Regions from separate parts of the Homo sapiens genome. Here region 2 is linked to region 1. Evidence: chromatin loops called from intact Hi-C (ENCODE). Cell type or tissue: mammary epithelial cell. All regions are shown on one strand.

Region 1 (8,000 bases):
ACATTTGAACTCTTTGGAAGTGGGTGTTAATTATTTAATTAATTAAATAAAAATTTAGATGTGGCGGAAAAGCTTGGATGACTTACTTTCACACCACCATTATCTTGAATGGGCTATTCAAATACTCTAATGGAAGGAAAAGATTACTCACTTTTTTTTTAGGTCTTTAGTGATTATTACTAGGCTCAGTAGAAACCAGAAGACAATTATTCTCTTAAATATTGAAAAGAGGCAGTAATATAGATAAAGCACATTATTTTCTGAGACTATCCGATGATAGAAACAAAGTTGGCTGAATTCCTTAGGTATTAGAATAAAACACACTAGAATAAACATAAGCTTGATCATTGAGACCTCATGGCAGATCACTTTAAATGAGGTCAAAGAGTATTATTATAAAAAGACAATATATTTCTAATGTTTTGTTTACACACACCACAAACCAGGAAGTTAAACACAAAATAATGTACACTCACTTTCATTATCCTCTATTAGTTTTCACATGGCTTTAACAGTGAAAGAATTTCTAAACTACATTCTCAAATGCAGTAGACTTAAAAAGCCATAAAGTGCTAAACAGAAAAAGATACAACAAAATACGAAACAACTTTGCTTATAATATACAGGGTGGATATTATAAAGAACATTTGGAAATTACTACCCACTTCAGCTTTCCATCCAAGAACACAACCATAAAAATCAAGGCAAGATGTAATGGACTCCTCTTTGAAGACAAGACACTGCTGGAATAAGAGGAAAACCTTTTCACTTTGTGTGGCGTCATTCTGCTTACAGAAACAGTCTTTCAGGAACCTGCATTTACAATATAGCAATCACATGTATACTAAAGGTAAAAAAAAAAAAAAAAAAAAAAAAGACCAAACCCTCAGAAGAGATTAACTTCTTTTCAGAAGTATGCTGCAGGCTGAAGTAAGGATGAAGGTGGCATGTGATGACTATCCCAATCATGGCCTTTGGACCTGCTGAGCAGTGGGAACTATAATTTGTTCAACTTATCCACTTACATGGAATCCTTGCAGAAATTGTGGCTGATCACTGTTGAAGGAGGTTCTGTGATAGACTAGACTTATGAGATGCATGAATAGCTCAGAGTCACTGGACACCTCTTGTGCAACATTCAATGTCTTCCCAGCCTCACCTCTTATTTTGGTCATAGCTGTGGTCAGTTGTTCATGCAAGCTTTGACAGGTTTTGTACAGGGATAAACAGATAATGCTTCCTGTCTGGTTGTGCTACTGATCACTTGTTTTCCACCCTGGGGCGTATCTGACTCTTTGAAAGGTGTAGAAACTTGGTAGGAACCCACCTAATGGTCATGCATGTGCAACTGGGAATTTGGATGGAATAAATACCCAGGAGGCTACTCTTGATCAGTGAGGAGTAGTAGCCAGTGTATAAATGCTTTACCTCTTTGCCATTAGGTGGATAATTCTGAGACATGTTTTAAAATGCTTCTCAAAAAATACTAGTTAGAAAAAAAGAAAAAGGCTCCCAGTGGCAAACATGTCCCCTCTTCCTAGCATTCCCCATGGCATTCACTCCTTCTCTGGAATCACTTTCCAAAAGGCACTGCTTACACAGAAGTCCTTTCCTTGGGCTCTAACTTGGGGAAACCTAGGTTAAAAAAAAAAGTTTGTTAAAAAAAACAGGAGCTAGCTTGAAGGGACATTCTGTCTAACGATGGGATAATTTGAAAACCCAACATATGCCAACAATTTATAAAAACATTGAATATATATAAAAACATTGAATATATAAAAATCATTATAGTTCAAAAGAGAAAGATAAAACTAGACAGTTTTGGAGATTGCCAAGGCACCAAATTATTTGTTAAAAAATTATTAATTGAAAGGAAATAAGCATTTATCTTACCTTTTTGGTATGAACGGTGTATCAGGAAAATTAAATAGTCTTAGAGAACGAGGGAGAGTTTTTATTTATAGGATAATTCTAGCTAATGAATGTAAATGATAGAATTAGAAAATCATTTGGCAATTCCTAATAAAACAATTAATACAGGCAATGATTATTAAATCTAACAAAAGATGTGCAAGACGTCTACACTGAAATCTGTAAAAAAATATTGAGAGAACTTAAGACCTACGTAAAGAAGGCATATATTATGTTCATGTCTTGAAAGACTCACTGTAGTAATAATGTTAATCCTTTCCAAATTGATCCATAGAGCTGATGCAAATTCAATCAATCCTTGGTGTGTGTGTGTTAAACAATACACTGATGTCAAAAAACAAATACAGAAATGCACTTACATGTTTATCACAGCCTGTGAAAGCAGCCAGGAGGGAAGCTGTACCCTGCAAAGCCGCACGGGTGGAGCTGCCCAAGGCACTGGGAGCCCACCTCTTGCATCAGTACACCCTGGATGTGAAACATGGAGCCAAAGGTGATCATTTTGGAGCTTGAAGATTTGACTGCCTTGCTGGATTTCGGACTTGCATGGGGCCTGTAGCCCCTTCATTTTGACCAATTTCTCCAAATTTCTCCCATTTGGAATGGATGTATTTACCCAATGCCTGTACCCCTATTGTATTTAGGAAGTAACTAACTTGCTTTTGATTTTACAGGTTTATAGGTGGAAGGGACTTGCCTTATCTCAGATGAGATTTTGGACTGTGGACTTTCAAGTTAATGCTGCAATGATTTTGTAAAGACTCTGGGGGATCGTTGGGAAAGCGTGATTGGTTTTGAAATGTGAGAGCATTGTATTTGGGAGGGGTCAGGGACAGAATGATATGATTTGGCTGTGTCCCCAGCCAAATCTCATTTTGAATTGTAGCTCCCATACTTCCCACATGTTATGGGAGGGACCCAGTGGGAGTTAATTGAACCATGAGGGCGGGTTTTTCCCTATGATGTTCTTATGATAGTGAATAAGTCTCACAAGATCTGATGGTTTTAGAAAGGGGAGTTCCCCTGTACCTGCTCTCCTTTCCACCATGATTATGAGGCCTCCCCAGCTATGTGGAACTGTGAGTCCATTAAGCCTCTTTCCTTTATAAATTCTCAGGTATGTCTTTATTAGCAGCTTGAGAACAGATTAATACACCAAGTGAGTATCTTCCCTCTCCATTTGGGTTGTTTCTTCCCTCCATGTAAAAGCTCAGCACTGCCCAACATATTTAAACAGTTCCTTTATGAGACACGTTAATTTTCTTCTGCTGGAAGGCATACTGTGGGGACAGCCTATTAAGCCTCAAACCTCTTTTTCTAATTTCTGCCTGGGAAAAATTTGGAGTCAGAGGCCTTACCTAATATTTCATATCCTACAGTGCCACCTATTGGGATGGGATTTTTTTTTTTTCTCCATGGGGGCCCTATCGGCCCTTCATCCAAAACCTCTAGTTCCCCAATTCATCTGCCTCCTATGTCTATTAGGGACCAGGCTCCATGCCCCATCTGTAAACAGCAAAGCTCCACCTTTAACAGTTGAGAGGACAGCTATTCAATTCATATGTTCTTTTGAGACATCTGTTCTACATTCCACCTCCATTGGCATTTAAACAAAAAGGGGATTTTATGTTTGTAAGTCAATTGGTCCCACTCTCTGGGATTTCAATGTTTTGCTAGGGGCATAGCAAGGGAAGCCAGAGATAGTATTGAAACACTTCCTCCTTTAAAGGGTCTCACCCAAATACAACCTCTCCTGGACACCTAGGGTACCCTGGGAGCCTTATGGGCCAAGTGGTTCTAGGAAACCAGCAGGGCAAAGGGTTGGGGCCTAGTGCAGGTCACCATGACTAATCCTGCTGACTAGCTCCTCTATATCCATGGATGAAGGTCATGCTTGCATCCATGGGGCAGTGGCTATGATGGTCACTGGGACCCAGATGATGGGAGAAAATGGGTGAAGGGGGATGCCCTTTTGGCCTTCCCTTCCACGCTGGGTCGCCTCTTCCCTTTTTTCTAGATGGGTAACATCCCATCTTCAAGCCTTCGCTCCCCTCAAGTGTAACCTGGATCTCCTTTAACCCTCAGGCCCTGAAGTTTGCTCTGGGCAAGCCTCAACTTCACTCACAGAAGCCTTCCAGGATTTAACCCAAGTATTTAAACTGTCCTGGAAGAATGTACCAGGGAAAGAGAATCCAATGAGGAAAGTAGCAGTGCCCTTGGAGGATCCTAAATAGGACTATGATGATAGCATCTGAAAATGGAGAAGGAAACCCTTTCAAATGTGTATATTGGAGGGCTTGAAAGGGCTAAAGCCATACCTATTAACTATTCCAAGCTTTCCATGATAGATCAAAAACTAGATGAAAATCCCTCAACCATTTTTTTTTCTTTTGAGATGGAGTCTTCCTCTGTCACCCAGGCTGGAGTGCAATGGTGTGATCTTGGCTCACTGCAACTTCTGCCTCCTGAGTTCAAGTGATTATCCTGCCTCAGCCTTCTAAGTAGCTGAGATTACAGGCACTTGACACCATGCCTGGCTAATTTTTGTATTTTTAGCAGAGGTGGGGTTTCACCATGCTGGCCAGGATGGTCTCGAACTCCTGACCTCAAGTGATCCATCTGCCTCAGCCTCCCAAAGTGTTGGGATTTCAGACATGAGCCACCGCGCCTGGCCTCAATCTTTTTATTTCAATGAAGAGCAGGTTTATTACTCAGGCAGCTCCTGATATTGAAAGGAAGTTGCTGAAACAGGCCCTGTCCAAGATCTTTCTAATTTTTTCTCACCCTCAAGTTGAAACTTTACAGTATGTAAATGACACTCTCCTCTGTGTCCCAACTGAGGAAGTCTCAGGAAGGCACTGAGGCTCTCCTCAATTTCTTAGCTAAAAAGGGGATACAGGGTCTCAAAATCTAAAACTCAGTTCTGTCAGACTTCAGTAAAGTATCTAGGCTTAGTCTTATCAAAAGAGACGAGAGCACCAGGTGAGGAAAGGATTAAGCCCATTTCCTTTAACAGTTGAGGGGATTTTTAGGCATTGCAGGGTTTTGCAGACTGTGGGTACCTGGGTATGGTGAAATAGCTCGCTCTTTATACCACCTCATGAAAGAAACGCACTGAAACTTGCTCCCTAACTTGGGAACCCAAAACTCAAAAGCCTTTAACCAGCCTTGATTTCAGCCACAAGCCTTGCTTCAAGCATCTGCCCTCAATCTTCCCATAGGGAAAGCATTCAGTGCCTATGTGTTAGAAAGGAATGAAATGGCCCTGGGAGTTTTAACTAAGGCTCAAGGTCAGCTAAACAGCCAGTGGGTTACTTAAGTGAGGAACTTAACTTGGTGGCTAAAGGATGGCCAGCTTGCCTTTGAGCAGTTGCAGCAGTGGCTTTGCTGGTGCCGGAGGCCACCAGGTTAACCATGGGGAATAACTTAACTGTTTGCACCCCACACAGTATAGCAGAACTGCTGTCCTCTAAGGGAGTCTCTGGCTAACAGACAATCGCCCCTCAAATATCAAGCTTTGCTGCTAGAGGGATCTACAGTTAAGAACCTTTACTTGCCTGAACCCAGCCACTTTCGCCCAGAAGAAACTGGAGAACCTGAACATGATTGTGAATGGGTAGTGGTGCAAACTGGTAAAAGGAATAATAAGGATCACTGTTTATATTCTCTGTAAAGTTTTAATTAATAAAAAGCATTTTCTTAAAGAATGCTCAGCTTAATTAAAAGTGGATATCCAAGTTATAGGTATATTAAAAGGCCATTTTTTCCCCTCATATCTTGTTTTTTCTGGAAAAGGTTTTTTCTCAGTTGACTGCATTACTTTACTGTGTTTCAACACTCCTGGCACATGCATGAAAGGCCCTAAGATGAGTTCTGGTGGCATAGAACTCCTTGGGAGAACAGAAAAGGCACCACAGATCCCATTTTGGGAGAAATCTCTGTTTTCATCATGGAACCCCTGGAATTAAAGGTGAATAAATCCCTCTCAAAATCTGTTTTTGTCTTACAGTCATGCCTGTCTGTTAGGTTGCAGAAACTACATGCTTTCCTGGCCCTATTCTTTTTTTGTTTTTTTTTTACATTTTCTTTTTTATTATACTTTAAGTTCTAGGGTACATGTGCACAACGTGCAGGTTTGTTACATATGTATACATGTGCCATGTTGGTGTGCTGCACCCATTAACTCGTCATTTACATTAGGTATATCTCCTAATGCTATCCCTCCCGCCTCCCCACGACAGGCCCTGGTGTGTGATGTTCCCCTTCCTGTGTCCAAGTGTTCTCATTGTTCAGTTCCCACCTATGAGTGAGAACATGTGGTGTTTGGTTTTCTGTCTTTGCGATAGTTTGCTCAGAATGATGCTTTCCAGCTTCATCCATGTCTCTGCAAAGGACATGAAGTCATCCTTTTTTATGGCTGCATAGTATTCCATGGTGTATATGTGCCACATTTTCTAAATTCAGTCTATCATTGATGGACATTTGGGTTGGTTCCAAGTCTTTGCTGTTGTGAATAATGTCACAGTAAACATACGTGTGCATGTGTCTTTATAGCAGCATGATTTATAATCCTTTGGGTATATACCCGGTAATGTGATGGCTGGGTCAAATGGCATTTCTAGTTCTAGATCATTGAGGAATCACCACACTGTCTTCCACAATGGTTGAACTAGTTTGTAGTCCCACCAACAGTGTAAAAGTGTTCCTATTTCTCTACATCCTCTCCAGCACCTGTTGTTTCCTGACTTTTTAATGATCACCATTCTAACTGGTGTGAGATGGTATCTCATTGTGCTTTTGATTTGCATTTCTCTGATTGCTGGCCCTATTCTTAAAGGGCTCCACCCTGAGCTGCTGGATCTTTTTCTGTCTGTCTGCATAGTCATATGTGTGATGTGTATGATGTCTATAAAAAGAGCTCTAATTAACTTAAAAAAGGATAAGCACTTGGATAAAATATTTTTAAAGGAAAAGTAAGAGCTGTAATGACTCATTTTACATAACTTTAATCTTTAAAAAAAAGAACAGACTTAGGGATTGTTGGTAAAATACAAATGTCTTCAAGGTGTAAAGACGTAGTCTAGATTATGTAGGTCAAATGCTAGGTTTGCTAAATGTTTTAAGGTTGTGAACTGTTTCTGTGGCCTTTAAAAACTGTCAACTTGCTTGCTTCACAATTTGTAAGGCCCGGGAACATATGGAAGTAACTATGCCCCTAACTATGTTGGAAGGAGTCAAACAATCTGCACCTTGCACATAATTGAAACAACTTACCAGGTTTTACATTCAGGTTAAAAATTGCTAAGCATTACCATTATGACATGTAATTGAAACTACTGAGAATATATTTACATGTAAGGTGTGTAAAAACAGTAAAATGTGTTTTTAGTAAAAGATTATAAGAAGGCATGGAAGTGTACATTTTGCCTAGGGATAAAGAACTGTCTTAAATTAGGTTTAAGCAAATTGGGGAAAAATTGTAAAAACGATTTTTCTGTAAATTGAGCACTGAAGTAAAAGTACAACAAGGTTTTTTAAGACACTAATCTGTTCTTTAGCAAAATATGTAAATGGTTATAAAAGGTTTGTGAAAATGTCATCTCCTGGTCAAACTGGTTAAGGTTGGATAGAATCATCTATAAGGTTTCATTAAAAATTGGGGTTAGGCCAGGCGCGGTGGCTCACTTTGGGAGGCCAAGGCGGGTAGCTCATCTGAGGTCAGGAGTTCGAGACCAGCCTGGCCAACATGATGAAATCCCGTCTCTACTAAAAATACAAAAGTTAGCCGGGCGTGATGCCTTGTGCCTGTAGTCCCAGCTACTTGGGAGGCTGAGGCAAGAGAATTGCTTGAACCCAGGAGGTGGCGGTTGCAGTGAGACAAGATCGTGCCATTGCACTCCAACCTGGGCAACAGAGCAAGACTCCATCTCAAAAAAAATAAAAATAAAAATGAAAATTGGAGTTAACATCAATAGTAGACTAATGCAAGGGTAAAATTGAACTTTCTCTCTTGAACAGGATTTTCATGTAATAGTAAAAGCTGATGAATGTTTTTTGCTTTTTCAAAA
Region 2 (8,000 bases), 630 kb before region 1:
CCAATAAAGCGAGGCCACTAGGTGGGATATCCAGACACGTTGAAACTGCTGTTGCGTCTTCCTCCTTAAAAAAGGTCAGCCAGGCACATGGCAAGCGGCTGTAGTCCCAGCTACTTGGGAGGCTGAGGTGAGAGAATCACTTGTGCCCAGGAGTTTGAGGCTAAGTGAGCTACAATTACTCCTGTGAATAGCCACTGCATTCCAGCCTGGGCAACATAGCCAGACCTCGTCTCTAAAGTTTAATTTAGGCCGGGCACGGTGGCTCACGGCTGTAATCCCAGCACTTTGGGAGGCCGAAGGAGCCGGATTGTCCGAGGTCAGGAGTTTGAGACCAGCCTGGATAACATGGTGAAACCCTGTCTCTACTAAAAATACAAAAATTAGCCAGGTGTGGTGGTGCACGCCTGTAGTCCTAACTACTTGGGAGGCTGAGGTGGGAGAATCGCCTCAACCCCATAAGCAGAGGATGCAGTGAGCTGAGATCGTGCCACTGCACTCCAGCCTGGATGACAGAGCAAGACTGCATCTCAAAATAATAATAATAATAATAATAATTTAATTTAATTTAAAAGCTCAATAAATGCAGGTGATGCACAGGCCAGCAAACATGTTATGGGACGCTCAGTGGTCCACTCCCACGTGCACGCTGGCCACACCCGGCCCTGCAGGCCTGCAGCGCACCCCACACACACACTGATGCACTCTCTTGCTCTCTCCCCGCCACGCAGAACTTCTGTGGGCAGGAGGGGCTGTGTGACACCCTGGGTGTGGCAGACATCGGGACCATTTGTGACCCCAACAAAAGCTGCTCCGTGATCGAGGATGAGGGGCTCCAGGCGGCCCACACCCTGGCCCATGAACTAGGTAAGATTTGCTGTGCCAAAGCCCACTTCACCACATCGGAGGGAACTGCTCTTCCAGATCCAAGGTTGCGTAGATCCTAAGGAATATGCGGCCCTTGCTTAGGAATAGCTCCTCCTAATTTTGACAGGGTGACTGTATACAAACAGATACCGCGCTTGACAGTGCTGAACACAACTCCGCTCCCACCCCGAGCACATGGCCAAAATACAAAAGCAGCATCCCACACGATTATCACAGGTCACCGGGCAAATGCCAGGACACAGGACACCAGACACGTGCTGGGGTGGAGGCGTGGAGCTGTGCACAAGCTAAGCCGTGGGATCTGGGGGAAGAACAATGGTCCAGGGACTGTCATGTGAGAGGGCAAATAACAGAGCTAGATCCAAATTCAGGACGGGCTGAGGCAGAAAATAAAGGGGTATCCGTGTTTCTTAGTCATCTGAGAACGCGTCCTGGAAGAGCAAAGCGCAGGGGAAAGCCCTACGCAGAAATCTTCGGAGAGTGAGGGGGTGGCTGCTCCCCTGAGGAGCTCCATCTCTGTCCCTAGCTGGGCCAGGTGGGGCGCCCTCAGGCAGGACAGGGCGGAGTGGACCAGGCCTCTCTCCCCAGGGCACGTCCTCAGCATGCCCCACGACGACTCCAAGCCCTGCACACGGCTCTTCGGGCCCATGGGCAAGCACCACGTGATGGCACCGCTGTTCGTCCACCTGAACCAGACGCTGCCCTGGTCCCCCTGCAGCGCCATGTATCTCACAGAGCTTCTGGACGGCGGGCACGGTAGGCACCGGCGGCCCCGCCCTACTTGTCCCCGTGGGCCTCCTTCCACTGGTGCTGGCGCAGAGACCCCCTCCAGCTGTGCCTCCTCACAGGGCCCTTAGAGCTGAGTCCCCGGCCAGCCTCCCACGCTGGGGCATTCACACCACCCCCGAAGTCTGCTCTTCTGGCCCCATCTTCCAGCAGCCGAGTTCTGCGCTAATTTAGATTAGTCACAAGGCAGGGGGAAGTCATCCGAGAAGGTTGTCTGAAGGAGGAGGGTTTGAGCAGCGCTTGAAGGAATAGAAGCACATAGCACAGAGGAGAGACGAACCTACAACAGCTCAGGCGTGACAGAGGCAGTGACTGCGTCCTGTGAGAGCAAGAGGGCGGGGAGCTGGTTCAAAGGACTGGAGCCAGGCATGGGGTGCACACCTGTGGTCCCAGATACTCAGGAGGCTGAGGCAGGAGGATCACTTGAGCCCAGGAGGTCAAGGCTACCAGTAAGCTGTGATCATGCCACTGACTCCAGCCTGGGTGACAGAGAGAGACGCTATCTCTTTAAAAAAAAAAAAAAAAAAAAGGGCCAGGTGCAGTGGCTTCTGCCCGTAATCCCAGCACTTTGGGAGGCTGAGGCAGGTGGATCACAAGGTCAGGAGTTCGAGACCAGCCCGTCCAACATGGTGAAACCCCATCTCTACTAAAGATACAAAAAATTAGCCAGGCGTGGTAGCACACGCCTGTAGTCCTAGCTACTCAGGAGGCTGAGGCAGAAGAATCGCTTGAACCCGGGAGGTGGAGGTTGCGGTGAGCCGAGATCGAGCCACTGCACTCCAGCCTGGGCAACAGAGCTAGACTTCATCTCAAAAAAAAAATTGCTTCTCAGAAGAGGGGATTAAAGAAAAAACAATTTTAAGTGGTTGGAATTGTTGGTAAAGTAATATTCTAGATCCTTCTCACTGAGGGAGACAGGGACATGTATGATGCAAAAATAAGATGATCCAGACAGCATTATTTGGTCTTCATTTGCATGCTGTGGCTTTCAGGAGCACGGTTAGGTTGTGATATGGATGAATATTGTGTTAGCTGGCATTCACTGGGTACACAGAATGTCGGGGGCAATGCTTCCTAGATGTTCAGGACAGCAAAGGAAAGTCGGTCCTGAAGAGCGTTTGCAACTGATAGTCAAAAATTAGGCATGCTCTCACTAGATCATCAAGTGGTGACAGCTTTTAGTTGGAGGTCAAGAAGTCGTGACACCTAGACCTTCAGTGCCATCCATCACAGGCCATGAAGAGCTGAGAGGGCGGCAGCCCTGTGCATGTTCTTACACCCCTGCTTCCTCTTTTCCCAGGAGACTGTCTCCTGGATGCCCCTGCTGCGGCCCTGCCCCTCCCCACAGGCCTCCCGGGCCGCATGGCCCTGTACCAGCTGGACCAGCAGTGCAGGCAGATCTTTGGGCCGGATTTCCGCCACTGCCCCAACACCTCTGCTCAGGACGTCTGCGCCCAGCTTTGGTGCCACACTGATGGGGCTGAGCCCCTGTGCCACACGAAGAATGGCAGCCTGCCCTGGGCTGACGGCACGCCGTGCGGGCCTGGGCACCTCTGCTCAGAAGGCAGCTGTCTACCTGAGGAGGAAGTGGAGAGGCCCAAGGTGAGGGACAGCCCCTGAGGATAGCGGGGAGGGGAAAGGAGAAACAAAAGGAAATGGGGAGGACTGAGGGCTGTTCTCCAGAAGGAAACCACACTTGAGAGTCATGAACCGAGAGACAGCCAGGCAGAGCGGCTCACACTGGAATCCCAGCACTTTGGGAAGCTGAGGCAGAAGGATCACTTGCACCGAGACCAGCCTGGGCAACATAGTGAGATCCTGTCTGTACAAAAAAATAAAAAATAGGTCAGGCATGGTGACTCACGCTTGTAGTCCCAGCTACTCAGAAGGCGGAGGCAGGGAGATCACTTGATCTCAGGAGTTTGAGGCTGCAGTGAACCATGATCATGCCACTGCACTCTAGCCTGGGCAACAGAGGGAGACCCTGTCTCCAAAAAAAAAAAAAAAAAAGAAAAGAAACTTCGGGCCAGGCTGCAACATAGGACTTCTAGGTAAAATCACTCATCTTTTAACAAACAAACCAAAGCATATTTATCCACACGGTGAGGAGCCCGTGAAGGCTATCCCCTCGGTCAGTGGGTTGACACTGCCGTGGCTCCAGACATTAGGGAGCTGCTTTGGGGCTGCCTCAGGGCTGGTGCAGGTGCAGATTGGTGAGCGGGGTGGAGACAGGAAGGTGAGCACACAACAGATGGAGCCACTGTCAATTCCGTCATGAACACAGAGACACGCGGAATAAATTCCATCAAGAATTGAGTGAAAAGTATTCATAGCCTGCCCGTGCTTGAACTGAATGCATAATTACAGGTTGGGAGAATGAGAGCAGTTGTGGGAATTCCGTATTCAAAGAGGAGGAGAGGAGACAGATTCAGAGCTGCCTCTGGCCAGGCAGAAAAAAACTTGGCCCAGGAGAGAGTAAACTCACAAGAAAAACCAAGGCAGTGCCAGTGAGGGTTTTTAAATGATTCACTTCTTTGCCCTGCTCTGAATACATCCAAACTGTGAGGCTGATCGCATTTCTCTTACTGTGACTCATGGAGCCATCACTATGAAACAGCATCCACTGGGTTTCACAGCCCGGTCCCCGCCAGCGCTGAATCGCCAGGGTGGCCCAAGCACTCCTCAGTGCATGTCTTTTGCACTGAGCCTTGGGAGCCCGCCTGCACCAGGTAAGCTCTGTACTCTTGTCCTAAGCCTGAGCTGGTGCAGGATTCATGGACTGATCCTCAGCCACCTCCCATTCACCCTGTTCATTCTCATCACATGTTATTGAGGGGAGAGCAGAGGGATCTGCCACCAATCCCAGAGCACAGCCGAGCTAAGTGCAGGGAGAGGTTGACGTGAAATGATCATGGAATGATGTGTGGCCTCTATTTTTAAGAAGTCAGATCAGAAAATACATATTTATAGAATCAGGCCAGGTGCTGTAATCCCAGCACTTTGGGAGGCCGAGGCGGGTGGATCACCTGAGGTCAGGAGTTCGAGACCAGCCTCACCAACATGGTGAAACCCTGTCTCTACTAAAAATACAACAATTAGCCAAGTGTGGTGGCAGGTGCCTATAATCCCAGCTACTCCAGAGGCCAAGACAGGAGAATCACTTGAACCCAGGAGGCGGCAGTTGCAGTGAGCCAAGATCATACCACTGCACTCTGGCCTGGGCGACAGAGCAAGACTTTCAAGAAAGAAAGAAAGTGAGAAAGAAAGAGAGAAAGAGAGGTAGAAAGAAAGTGAGAAAGACAGAAAGAATATATACATAGAATCATATCTTTTGTAAAATAAAAGCATTGCATTTTTATGATGATATATTCAGAGCAAAAGTATGAAAAATATTGGTGAAAATCATGTTAATGGTTTTATCTGGGTAGTGGTGTTTTAAAGAAGTGTTAATTTCTTTTTTACACTTTTCTGCATTTTTTTATTTGTCGTATGAGCAACTATTACTTTTATAACTTTTAAAAAATTATTTTCATTTTGAATACTCTATGAACCTTTGGGCATACAGCATTCCAAAGGGCAAAGCTTTGTTCTCATAGGTCAGTTGTAAAATGGGAAGCAGGGCCAGGCATGGTGGCTCACACTTGTAATCCCAGTACTTTGGGAGGCCGAGGCAGGTTGATCACTTGAGGTCAGGAGTTCAAGACCAGCATGGCCAACATGGTGAAACCCCATCTCTACTAAAAATACAAAAATTAGCCAGGCGTGGAGGTGTGCACCTGTAATCCCAGTTATTCGGGAGGCCGAGGCACAGGAATCATTTGAACCCAGGAGGCGGAGGTTGCAGTGAGCCGAGATCACGCCTTTGAACTCCAGCCTTGGCAACAGAGCAAAACTCTGTCAAAAAAAAAGGAAGCAATTCTGTTTCTTTCCCAAGCATTGTCCTATCACCAGAACCAGTGGCTGGTAGACTATGGCAACACCTCGCAGGGATGTTTCCTTTAGACCAGAGTTCCTCTGCCTTGGCACTAGGGACACTTAGGACTGGATAATTGTTACCGTGGGGCCTGTGCATTGCTGGATGTGGAGCAGCATCACTGGCCTCTACCCACTAGATGTGGTCACGTACACCCTCCACAGCTGTAGCCACCAGAGTATCTCCAGACATTGCCAAATGTCCCCTGGAGGGCAGAATTCGCCCCAACGGAGAACCACTGCATTATATGCAACCTTATTCCCATAAAAGGGTGTCATTCATTCATTCAGCAGATAGCCTATTGAGCACCTTACTAAGCATAAGGCACTGTTTTAGACACTGAGGAGTCAGTAGTGAATGAGTCCAGCCTGGTCTCTGTGCTCACAAAGCCATGCAGGCCACACAGTCATTAAACAAATGATTGAGGCAGTTTACGGCACTCCATGCACCAAGATGATAATGACTAGATGAGGAAGCCAGGGCATTGGCCACCCAGTGACACAGATACTGAAGCCTCCTGGCCTTTGCTCCTCATTCAGTGTGCCATTGTATGTTGCAGCCCGTGGCAGATGGAGGCTGGGCACCGTGGGGACCCTGGGGAGAATGTTCTCGGACCTGTGGAGGAGGAGTACAGTTTTCACACCGTGAGTGCAAGGACCCCGAGCCTCAGAATGGAGGAAGATACTGCCTGGGTCGGAGAGCCAAGTACCAGTCATGCCACACGGAGGAATGCCCCCCTGACGGTAATTACCACTCAGGGCCGCCCCTGCCAGAGCAGCTACTATCATTGCTATGACGCATCCCCAGAGGATGTGTAAAGTGGGAGTGAAGTGGGTGTCCCGGGATATAGAGTTACTCCCAGAGGGGAGTAAATTGGGTCTCCTGGGATGTAGAGTTTTGCCTGTGATCTCCACCTAAATGGGCTCTGCAAGGTTCCAATCCCAGGGGCAGCTCTCAGGGACCCGGGACAGCTCTCATAGTGTTCAGAGAGCCTGGCAAAGTCAAGGAGAGAAATTACGCTCATCTTCCAAGATGTGGAGAGGAGGACATCACTCCCAACCAAACTTATTGGGGAGGAGCCTCTGCAGAGGGGCTGGTGTCTAGGAAACTAATCCTCCTGGAGGCATAGGAACCCTCATCTGTGTGCAGAATGGAAGCATTTTCCAAAGCAAGTGTCAGAGCCAAACCTCCAAGGTCTTTCTAGCCAAAATTCAGCCCAGGGCAGAGGGAGGATTTCTGAATCTGATTCCTGTTCACATTCCTTCTGAGAAGAGTTGCCCATCTTCCCTTGGGAACATGGCAACTGTTTGACAGAATCTTCCCAGGAAGGAATACTACCTCTCCCTCCCCTTGGCATATTCCTATCCCCAGTACCTGCTGGAAACCATGAACATTAACTTAGAGGCAGTAAAGGGGCAGCAGCAAACTCGTGAGAGGGAAATCATTACAAGGTTTTTCCCCACCATCCCATCCAACTGCCCAGTGTGCAGCTCCAGGAAGGATTGGCAGGCAAGAAAAATCAGGCAGAGCCTTAGGAGAGATTCAACCACGGGAAAAGACACTGGCATTGGGTTGATGTCTCAGGAGAATCTGTAGGCTTTGCGGTTTCACAAGACAAGAAGGATCCACAATGGTTTGAGGCTCTAGAAACTTTGCCCTGGAATTGTATGAGAGTTTGCCTGGCATACAGGGTGAGACGTTGCTGGGAAAGGGGGAGGATGAGAATGAATATAGGGTGCAAGGTAGGTGTGGACGAAAAGTGATGCCATGATGTCAGATGCACCAAAGTCTGCCATTACTGTCGAGTATTTTTTAGTATTTTTTGTGTGTCTAGAACTATAAAAATGTATGAAAATGTAAAAGGCATGGTCTCTGTCCCTAAGGAGCTTGTAGTCCAATTAGAGACCCAAATCCCTTTAACACAGCCATTACATTTCAATGGATGAGTCACAGACCCTAGGTTGGTGAGGCGCTCGGAGAAAGGAAAGGCTGGGTGAGCGGAAGCTTTGAAAGGAGTTAGGACTGAGCAGAGTCTGGAGGACTGAGATGGGTGAGGTGTGAGGGGACCTGCCAGGGTGGTGGAAAGGTGTGAGAAGGGCCCTCATTCACTTAGGTGGAATCAAGCAAAGCACACCACTATGTCAAGGCCAGACCACAGAGGTCCTTGAAGGCTGACACAGTATCTGGGAGTTATCTGTGCCACCTGTCCCATTAAGTCACCTGGAAGCTCCTGCAGACACAGCCCAGACCCCCTCAGCTGCACTGACTCAGAGTCTCAGGCGTGGAGTATGGCATCTGCCTTGGCAAAGTCTCCCCAGGCATTCAGATGCACAGTTTGGGCAGGGAACCTTGGCAG

The links. Hi-C counts contacts between places; a loop is a spot of excess contacts. Peaks named below come from ENCODE experiments on the same cell type or tissue, not always from the same donor. Only the 100,000 strongest peaks of a DNase experiment are listed, where the experiment ranks them.
Region 2: a loop joins it to region 1, with 4 times the contacts of the local background. A loop is called at or near these places in 2 of 110 quality-filtered maps.

What each region holds. Positions count from the first base shown.
Region 1 is chr11:129,780,908-129,788,907 of GRCh38, reverse strand. All of the region lies in intron 1 of LOC124902793 (a long non-coding RNA gene), which reads left to right. Among named protein-coding and RNA genes, the nearest start is that of TMEM45B, 31 kb to the left of the region's middle. In mammary epithelial cell, CTCF peaks have their summits at 1,294 and 3,326 (motif pointing left); a DNase peak (open chromatin) is centred at 1,187.
Region 2 is chr11:130,409,804-130,417,803 of GRCh38, reverse strand. It overlaps ADAMTS8 (ADAM metallopeptidase with thrombospondin type 1 motif 8), which reads left to right. Exons shown (of 9, transcript NM_007037.6): 3 at 729-864; 4 at 1,474-1,641; 5 at 2,972-3,273; 6 at 6,204-6,387. Among named protein-coding and RNA genes, the nearest start is that of ADAMTS8, 15 kb to the left of the region's middle. In mammary epithelial cell, no CTCF peak of the experiment used is centred here; a DNase peak (open chromatin) is centred at 4,203; H3K27ac peaks cover 741 bases.